Regions from separate parts of the Homo sapiens genome. Here regions 1 and 3 are each linked to region 2. A link is a contact called in ENCODE Hi-C or POLR2A ChIA-PET data. All regions are on one chromosome and are shown on one strand. The core of a region is the stretch at or near the end of the contact, and the rest is flanking DNA. Distances in the headings are between cores, read along the strand shown. Region 1 overlaps TRAF3 (TNF receptor associated factor 3). Region 2 overlaps CDC42BPB (CDC42 binding protein kinase beta). Region 3 overlaps CDC42BPB (CDC42 binding protein kinase beta).

Region 1 (3,147 bases), core at 552-3,051, 48 kb before region 2:
CTGGCCAGCTCCAGGCACTCCTCCAGCCATGTTTGTGGACCAGCTAGGTGATGAGGGCACACGTCACTTGGGGTCTTCTTCTTTCTTCCTTGTCTGATTCTCCAGTAGACCCTAAAGCCCTGGTGATGGCGGGAGTCGAAGCACAGAGGGCCCGATGGCCTGGCTGTGGCAGTGGGGGTGCAGGCAGGGGGTCAAGGAGTGGAATTCAAGAGTGTCTTTGCTTTTTTGCCTGTCCGGGGAACGATGAGTTCTTAATATTTTACTTCTTAAATATCCTGTTTTTCTTTATTAAGAAGACAGCCAGGCCGGATGCAGTGGCTCACATCTGTAATCCCAGCACTTTGGGAGGCCGAGGCGGGCGGATCATGAGGTCAGGAGATCGAGACCATCCTGGCTAACACGGTGAAACCCCGTCTCTACTAAAAATACAAAAAATTAGCCAGGTGCGGTGGTGGGCGCCTGTAGTCCCAGCTACTCGGGAGGCTGAGGCAGGAGAATGGTGTGAACCCGGGAGGCGGAACTTGCAGTGAGCCGAGATAGCGCCGCTGCAGTCAGGCGTGGGAGAAAGAGCAAGACTCCGTCTCGGAAAAAAAAAAAAAAAAAAAAAAAGACAGCCTAGGCCGGTAGGCCGGACACGGTGGCTCACACCCATATTCCCAGCACTTTGGAAGGCCGAGGCGGGTGGATCACGAGGTCAGGAGTTCAAGACCAGCCTGGCCAAGATGGCGAAACCCCGTCTCTACTAAAAATAGAAAAATTAGCTGGGCGCAGTGGCAGGCATCTGTAATCCCAGCTACTCGGGAGGCTGAGGCAGAAGAATCACTTGAACCCAGGCGGCAGAGGTTGCAGTGAGCAAAGATTGCGCCATTGCACTCGAGACTGGGTGACAGAGCAAGACTGTCTCAAAGAAAAAAAAGAAGATAGCATAGGTGCGAGCATGACCCAGGCTTCTGGTGTCAGTGGACTAGATGAACTGGTGGTTCTTACAGTCAGGGGGTCCACAGGGCACACGTAGAGGAGCACGCACTGGGACAGAAGGCAGGGACGTCCATCCACGCGGCCTTCACTCAGGCTGCCGGCACCACCGGGCTTCTCACAGCGCCGGGCTTGTGTGCCAGGGTCGCAGTGGCCTGAGAGTGAGGCATCACAGCAGGTGACACGGTTGCAGCCCTGGCATGCAAGTGTATAAGGCTCACGGGCTGATGCTCCCTGAAGGCAAACCTTCTGATTTGGATTGTTGATGTGGAGTGCAGTCTGTCTCTTCAGCTCTGTGTCGGAGTCTTTTTTCTGTACAATTCCATACCTGCACTTGAGATTTATTTTTTATAGAAACTGCAGTGACTGAGTGTAGACCGTTCTTCAAGGATGAAATCACGTTTGCTGCGTTTTAGAGAACACTTGATGTGACTCTGCGTTCTGCTTTGAAATGGTGCCATTGATACAGATGAAGTGCCTGTTTTAAAAATAGCCCGAGTTCCCTTGCTGCTCATGGAGACGCCTTTTATTTAGTCGTGCTGGTCTGTGCATGCGGTGCACGCATGTTGTGTGTTCCTGACTCGGGGGCCCCTGCTGTGTGGGGGAGTCCTTGCTGGAGACTCCCCGTTCTGTGCTTGAGGTCAGGCGTGCCCTTGCGTAGCACAATCGCGGGGAGGGGTGGCTCGGTGCCATCCCCCTCTTAACCTCGGGGGCCTGAGGCTCAGCGTGAGGCGCAGCTTGTCTTGGGCCACCCTGCCTGGGACTCATGCTTCATTTCGGGGTTTGCTAAGTTACAAAGGGCGTCTCTCAGACCTCTGTTGATCAGGTTTTCATTAACTTTCCCCTGCCACTCGCGAGCACCCCTGCCAGCTCAGTGTGCGTGTTAGAAGGTGGAGATGCGAGAGGCTTCCGGTGCTCACTAGAGGAGCCGTGTATTTGGATGTTCAGTGTCGTCAGTGGTATTGTCCCCCAGCAAATAGACTTGGTGAGCTAATTAAATATCCTTCTGAACATGTATGATTGTGTAAAATAAAGGGACAGTGACAGTGTCAGTTTAAAGGGACAGTGACAGTGGAAAGAGGTGTTCTTTAGAGAAATTATCCTTACTTTTTAGAGGTTAACTAATATCATGTTTCTTGGAAAGAACAGGAAGAATAACACTGCTTTTACGCCCAAAAAGCCACCCAGACCTGTCATGTTTGTGTCTTTGTGGTTAATAACAGCCAGCAAAGGTGCTGAAACCTAGATGTTTAAAAATAGACTTCCAAAAGGAGAAGTGAATTCAGGGGGCCCTGGGGCCCGCCCCTCGAGCACCCGGTGTGGCCCTCAGCTTGTGAGGTGGCTCAGTCATTCCACAGCTGCATTGAGCACTGAACTCTCCAGCCATCACAAGCTGCTTGAAAATGCACATCATTTTTTGAAGTGAAAACCCTTTAAGTCCCTGGCTTCATCTCACAGGTGGACACTCCAGCCCCTTAACACAGACTGGGCCACCAGGGCGGAGTACAGCTCCCACCCCTCCAGGTAGTGACAAATATGAGCAGCCTGTGTGTTTTGGGAAAGGGCTTTCTGAATTAGTTAAATGAAGTAGCATAAAGTCAGGCCTGGTTACTGGCAGCCTCGTGTGTTCGTGGCAGGGTTTCTGCGTTCCTGCCTCCCTCGCTGGGGCCTGGCAGCCTGAGTGTGGAGCTGGAGGGGGAAGACCCCTGCGTCTGCAGCATCGGCCCACTGGGTTTCACCTAGGGCCTGAGGACATGCCTTGGGGCCCTTTCCTGCCACCATCCAGGTGGGAGGGGTCTGAGGAGTGGGAGTCTTCTCCTGGGACCCTGGGGTCGTTCTGGGGAACCCCCTGCAGCCACAGAGACAGGACTGTGCTTCTGCCCCAGACCCAGCAGCAGGGTAGGAGGCCTTTAGACGTTCCAAGGGAAGATGAGGCCACATGGGCATGATTCTGGCATCCTAAACCTGAGACCCTGTGGCAGCCATGCAGGGCCACCTGTCCCGTGGGACCTGCACTTACAGGGGTGAGGCCTCTCTGGGAAGCAGGGACCCTCTGTATTATGGCCCCCGAGGTATACGAGGGCTGCAGAGGAGATGTCCATGGGAGCCTTGTGGCCCCGCACAGGTGCTGTGGCCTGGGAGAAGAGCTGGGAGGGACACATGGGAGTGTGA
Region 2 (2,861 bases), core at 283-2,782:
ACGCCCTGCCCTGCCCTGCCCTGCCATGTCCTTCCACCACCGTGTTCTGCAGTGGAGGGCGGGTCCCTCGCCTCCCCAGATGTAAGAAACACGGGCAGGGCCAACAAACTCAAGACTCTGGCAGGTGTTTCAGGGCTTAGGGATGCCGCAAGGGAAACCCCGGAGCCTCATCCCCACTGTGCTGGTGCCTCCAGACTATGCCAGTTACAGAAGACTCGGTTTGCACTTGGCACAGCCAGGCAGTCCCTCCAACAGCCAAGTGCAGAGGACAAGTGGGGTGAGGGGTGTGGAAGTGAGGGGGGAGTGGGAGGGAGTGGGGGGTGGTGGGGGGTGGGCGTGGAGGTGACAGGGGAGTGGGGGGTGGGTGTGGAGGTGGAGGGGAGTCGGGGGTGGGGTGGGGGTGGAGGTGAGGGGGAAGTAGGGGGGTGGGTGTGGAGGTGAGACGGGGAGTAGGGGGGTGGGGTGGGTTTGGAGGTGAGGGGGGTGGGGGGTAGGTGTGGAGGTGAGGGGGGAGGGTGGGGTGGGTGGAGAGGTGACGGGGAGGGTGGGGTGGGTGTGGAGGTGAGGGGAGGGTGGGGGGTGGGTTTGGAGGGAGGTGAGGGGGAGTGGGGGGTGGGCTTGGAAGTGAGGGGGAGTGGTGGGTGTGGAGGTGAGAGGGAGTGGGGTGGGTGTAGAGATGAGGGGGAGTGGGGGCTAGGTGTGGAGATGAGGGGGTGGGGTGGGTGCGGAGGTGGGGTGGGTGCAGAGGTGGGGGGGTGGCTGTGGAGAGGGGGAGTGGGGGGTGGGTTTGGAGGTGGGGGGGTGAGGGAGTGGGGGTGGGTGTGGAGGTGAGGGGGGAGCAGGGGGTGGGTGTGGAGGTGAGAGGGGGAGCGGGGTGTGGGATCAGTGTGGAAATGCTGTTCTGAAGAGGTTCCCTAAAGAGTGCTGAGCCCTCCGATGGGGCCCCTGACTTGGGCTCATGCCAACTTTTCGTCTACCAGTGGCCCTTCACCACCAGGCCAGGGGCACACCTGTGCACAGCCAGGGACTGGCGGGTGCCCCGGGGGAAGGGACATGGAAAGTGGAGTATGCTGCCAGGTGATGCCGACTCACCCTCGCTGTCCTCAGGGTACCCACCCAGCAGCCCTGCCCCCAAGAACCAATGCTACAGATGGAGTACCCAGCCCCGGCCTGAGCCCAGAGCAGTCCCGTGTGCACCACACAACAGACGGTGCACGGGCACAGCACAGAGATGACACAAAGGCAGTAGCATGGCTCCGTGTGCAGGCCCCGGGCTGAGCTAGGCCTCTTAGTGATGCGTTTACCTTCACAACAACATTCCACATGCCAGTAACATGACCACTGTCCTCTTCTCACTAACAGATGAGCCACAGATGTCAACTCTAAGAGGAAGTGGGAAGGAGGCCCCGCCTGCTCCTGCAGCTGACACTGGGTGGCACTGAGACAGGGTCACATAGCAAACGCTACGGCCACGCACACCCACATGGCCCACGGCTCCAGACTTCTTCCACACACCAGCACCTGCTGCGGTCTCTAAAACGCACAGACGGCTGTGGGCCGCGTGGCTTTTCTCTGGGATATCTTCTGCTTGTTCTTGGGCATGTGGTTTTCTTATGTTAAATTAATTCCCCTGTGGCAAACTTCTCAACGCAAACACATGCGAGGCAGGAAGCGTCTACAGCGCTCCCGTTCCTGCGCACGCAGGCCCGTATGCATGTCTGTTCATACGCATGTGAGCGCCTGAAGTCATGACTAAGCTGTACCCATTTTTGCAACCATACAATAATGAAGCAGGTGAAGTACTAATGAGGTGAAAGACTACTAAGGAACACACCGTCCTTTTGGCTAAAGATAGCTGAGGAAGATTCACAGAGCAAGGACAGTGCTGCCCAAACGCAGACCTGAGATCCAAGACTTGGCTCGCAATGACACCAGGCTGGGTGGATTTTCCTTCAGGCAGATCATACAGGAAGAGCTTGCAGTCACAGACGACTGCATATGCGCGCTGCCATCCCTTCTTCACCCCCGTGGGCTTTGGGACCTATGAATAAAAACAAACAGTGGCCACGTTCCACCAGGCCAGGCAGGCCGCCAGGCCCCATTACACTCGTTCACAATCTCCTTCCAGCTGCCAGGCTGGCGGCAGAGCTGTTTGGACAGAGGGATGTTTGCCCAAGAAGGCTCAAGGCGTTGCTGGGGAGGGGTCCATGCGTGGCAGCAGACGGTGCCAGGGAAAGCTGGCAGCTCAGCCAACGCTGTGTCCACCCCATGCAGGGTGCTGTGGTACACGCAGCCCGACAGTCTCGTAGAGGTGGGCCTGGCACAGTGGCTTTCAGACTGAGCTTCTGCCCACTGGCTGGACACTCAGCCCAGGATGGACTCTGAGTGAGCGTCTGCGTGGAGGCCTCAGGATGCCCAGGCCATTCAGAACAGCGGCTGCGCCGACCTGATGGCCTCAGTGCCCAGGAGGGTAAGCCCCCTAGGACTGGCACCAGGGCCACCTGCCGCAGCAAGGGGCTGCTTTCAAGAGTGGCTGGGCATGGCTATTGGTCACTGCACCTCACAGGCACCGAGGGCTGAGGGCGGAGATGAAGCCGCCTACCTTGACATGGCCTTTGTAGGCTGTTCCGATGCCTCGCTGCACGTCCACGCCCAGAGGCCTCTTGGACTGCTCGGGAGGTATTGGGCACACCTGGGGGGCACCGTCTTTGCAGGACACGTGGCAAGCAAAGGAACACACTGGAAGAGAGCAAGAACACTGCCTTCAAAGCTTGCTGCCTACAGAGAAGTCACTGCAGAACCTATGCCCTGAGGAGGCAATTTAATAATCACCAGGTCTCGCCTGGAATCCCAGCACTTTC
Region 3 (2,970 bases), core at 58-2,557, 38 kb after region 2:
AACACCCATAGAGAGGAAACCCCTAGCAGGAAGTTACCTGCCCCAACACAAGTGAGAAAGTACAGTTACATGGTTAATGCCTGCCCACCCGACCAGCCTGGACAGGGCCCTTTAAGGAAGAAGCAGGGAGCGCCCTCGATCTGCTACAGGGCTGGCATGCTTTTAGCCACCTTGGGATTGAGGAAACCTGACAACTCCCATTCTGGAAGGCACACATATTACTTTTGTAAACATAAAAAGCAATAAAGATGCTTTCCAACTTAATTTTTATTTGGGAAACAAAACTCCCCAAACAGAAAATTTCAACTATCTCCAAAATGGATTCATTTTCTGAATTAATATACTTGGTTTCTTAATTGTACCTCAAATTGAAAACTTCCCTTCTGACTATATGCCAAACCCAAAACCAAATGGAAAATCTCCAACAAAAATACCTACAGTGCCATCATCATTCATCTTCAAACATGATCCAAAGTCAGCCAGGCGGATATGACCATTCACGTCCAAAAGGACATTGTCAGGTTTAATGTCTCTGTTTGTAAAATAAACACACAAATTAACCATCTCCATGCAACACATTAGGTAGATCAAAGCCCTTAACTAGTGGTGATCAGATGAATAAATGCTAATATCCTCTTGTGAACAGCTGTCACCATCCAGTACAAATGCCTCTGTGTGACATTCAGCTGGCATGGTGGCAGCCGAAGTCGTATCACTGCCCCTCGTTTAGTCCCCAGTTACCCTGGCGAGGCCCTGTGACGATTCCTACTCGTCTGCCCACCCAGCTAACGAGCCCCTCCTGAGCATCTCCTTGGTGCCAGGCACTGCTCTCCAGCCCACCCACCTATGCACGTGACAACGCTGCCCCTGCCTTCATGAAGCCTGCACACGAGCTGAGGTCTTGCAAACACAAATAGGCACTGCTGTCTCAGGCAGGCTCACACGGTGCAAGCTCTGTGCTGAGTACCACGGAAAACAGGAATGGGACAAAGGGACAGAGGGACACGTGTGGAGGAAGCTGGCTGGGGGCTGCCACACAAAGAGACGGCAGTGGCCAGACGAGGTCCAGGAGGCAGGTGGCGATCTGGGGGAAGACTGCTGCAAACCGCCCCATACCCCCAAAACTGCACTTTATAGATGAAGACATGGAAGCTGAGCCAACTGCCCACAGTTACAGAGCAGCACGTGCTGGAGCAGGAACATAAACACAGGTCTGTCCCACTAACGCCTGTTTCTAAACTACTTTCTGTGCGCTCTCAAACACATGTGCGGGTGCAGGGCACCTCAGAGCATGAATGCTTTTTTCTGGCACAATAAGCTTACATGACTCAACAGTATGAATGCAAACAAACTTTAAAAACAAAGACAGACATTCAGCAAAAGACAAGTACAAGCATGTTCCCAGCGGCACCACTTCTAACAGCCAAAAGGCAGAAACAATCTAAATCTCTGCCTCCAAGAGAATGGGTGAGTAAGCTGGGCTATACTCGTGTGATAGACACCACACCCCAATGAAAACAGACGGGTACCAACTCCCCCAGCCACATGAATCAATCTCACACAAACATGGGCAGATGATAATTCTTACCTCAAAACCAGAAACAAAACACAAAACCAGAAACAAAAACACAAGGCAAAAGAAACTCTAGCATGTAACACTCCAAACTAAAATAAAATATCCTCAAATAAACATTCAGGAATACGAAAAAGAAAACAAAACAAAATCCCACAAACACACAAACACACACACACACACACACACACACACACACACACGGCCAGGTGCAGTGGCTCACAAACTATAATCTCAGCACTTTGGGAGGCTGAGGCAAGAGAATTGCTTGAACCTTGGGAGGCAGAGGCTGTAGTGAGCTGTGATTGCGCCACTGCACTCCAGCCTGGGCGACAGAGCAAGACCCTGTCTCAAAACACAAAAACACACGTACACACACAAACACACACGCACGCACTAGACAAAAGCATGCAGAAAAGAAGAGCTGATTTAACTCAGGGAAGAAATAGAAGAAACAGATAAAATCTTATCAGAAATGAAATTATAAGAGGACCAAACAAGAACAAATTGAAACAAAAATCTAATGAAAAATTGAAGAAAGGGAAGAAAAGATCTAGAAGAATAAAATGAGGTAAAGAAACAAGGAAACGCAGTCAGATAGGAAGCAGCCAGAGGCTAAAGTGGGAGACAGGCAAAGAAGGCCCAACAGATGCATAACTGGAGTCCCTGAAAGAAATCAAAACAAAACATGACTAACATTTGACTACAATCCAACAGAACTTTCCAGAAATTAAAAAAAAAAAAAAAAATACCTGAATCTAGAATGAGAGGGCCCATAAGATTAAAAAAAAGAAAATATCAATGTCCTCTTTTTTGAAGCCAGCCAAGTTGATATTGATGCTCATATGAAAAGAAAAGCCAGAAAAACCCTGAAGAGTGAGCTGTGATGAGGATCAGGCCCAGATGATTTCAAAACACACTACACAGCCTCCCTAATTAAAGCAGTGTGGTGCTAGTGTGTGCAGAGGCAGAGAGAAAATGGAATAGAGTAGAATGTCTAGAAACAAACCAACTACATAAAGAAATCAAGTACAGGACAAAGATAATACGAATCACTGGGGTAAAGATAGACTTAAATAAATTGGTGTTGTGACAACTGGAGAGCCATTTAAAGATAAAATTAGAACTCTTCCTTGTGCCGTATATAAGAATAAACCTGAAATGGACCCAAGATCCACATGGAACAGATGAACCTATATGAATGAAAAAGTAAAAATACTAAAAAACAAAACAAAACAACCCCCCCTTCCAAAAAAAAAAAAAAAACAAACAAACCAACACGTGGGTTTTCTTTTTCTGGGAGTAAGGATTTCTCATTCGATTATGTACAAAAATGTTTAAAAATCTGTGTGGCAAAAAACCACAATGAACCACATCAAAAAACAAATGGCAAATTG

What was found. Hi-C counts contacts between places; a loop is a spot of excess contacts on that map. ChIA-PET counts read pairs that join two places held with the same protein, here RNA polymerase II (POLR2A). Pooled maps may share reads with other maps.
Region 1: a map of CD4-positive, alpha-beta T cell shows a loop between it and region 2 (17-fold over the local background). The contact joins two enhancer-like sites. A Hi-C loop is called at or near these places in 2 of 168 maps with a recorded cell type or tissue (CD4-positive, alpha-beta T cell and psoas muscle), 2 of 37 single-sample maps with no recorded cell type and 8 of 50 pooled maps. POLR2A ChIA-PET finds 5 or more read pairs at or near these places in 3 of 52 experiments (CD4-positive, alpha-beta T cell, PC-9 and activated CD4-positive, alpha-beta T cell).
Region 3: a loop to region 2 is called in a map of dorsolateral prefrontal cortex, with 2.0 times the contacts of the local background. The contact joins two enhancer-like sites. A Hi-C loop is called at or near these places in 4 of 168 maps with a recorded cell type or tissue (astrocyte of the cerebellum, dorsolateral prefrontal cortex, endothelial cell of hepatic sinusoid and 1 more) and 4 of 50 pooled maps. POLR2A ChIA-PET finds 5 or more read pairs at or near these places in 3 of 52 experiments (AG04450, CD4-positive, alpha-beta T cell and Caco-2).

What each region holds. Positions count from the first base shown.
Region 1 is chr14:102,899,595-102,902,741 of GRCh38, forward strand. All of the region lies in intron 10 of TRAF3 (TNF receptor associated factor 3), which reads left to right. Among named protein-coding and RNA genes, the nearest start is that of AMN, 21 kb to the right of the region's middle. RefSeq lists enhancers at 590-1,091, 1,092-1,591, 1,910-2,339. Within about 2 kb of position 1,802, at least 7 of the 41 ENCODE cell types and tissues checked have a DNase peak (open chromatin) inside an H3K27ac peak, as active enhancers do.
Region 2 is chr14:102,947,864-102,950,724 of GRCh38, forward strand. CDC42BPB (CDC42 binding protein kinase beta) reads right to left here. Exons shown (of 37, transcript NM_006035.4): 25 at 2,603-2,739; 26 at 1,902-2,041. Among named protein-coding and RNA genes, the nearest start is that of AMN, 27 kb to the left of the region's middle. Within about 2 kb of position 1,533, at least 9 of the 41 ENCODE cell types and tissues checked have a DNase peak (open chromatin) inside an H3K27ac peak, as active enhancers do.
Region 3 is chr14:102,986,049-102,989,018 of GRCh38, forward strand. It overlaps CDC42BPB (CDC42 binding protein kinase beta), which reads right to left. Exons shown (of 37, transcript NM_006035.4): 6 at 439-532. Among named protein-coding and RNA genes, the nearest start is that of AMN, 65 kb to the left of the region's middle. RefSeq lists enhancers at 394-1,028, 1,029-1,662. Within about 2 kb of position 1,308, at least 3 of the 41 ENCODE cell types and tissues checked have a DNase peak (open chromatin) inside an H3K27ac peak, as active enhancers do.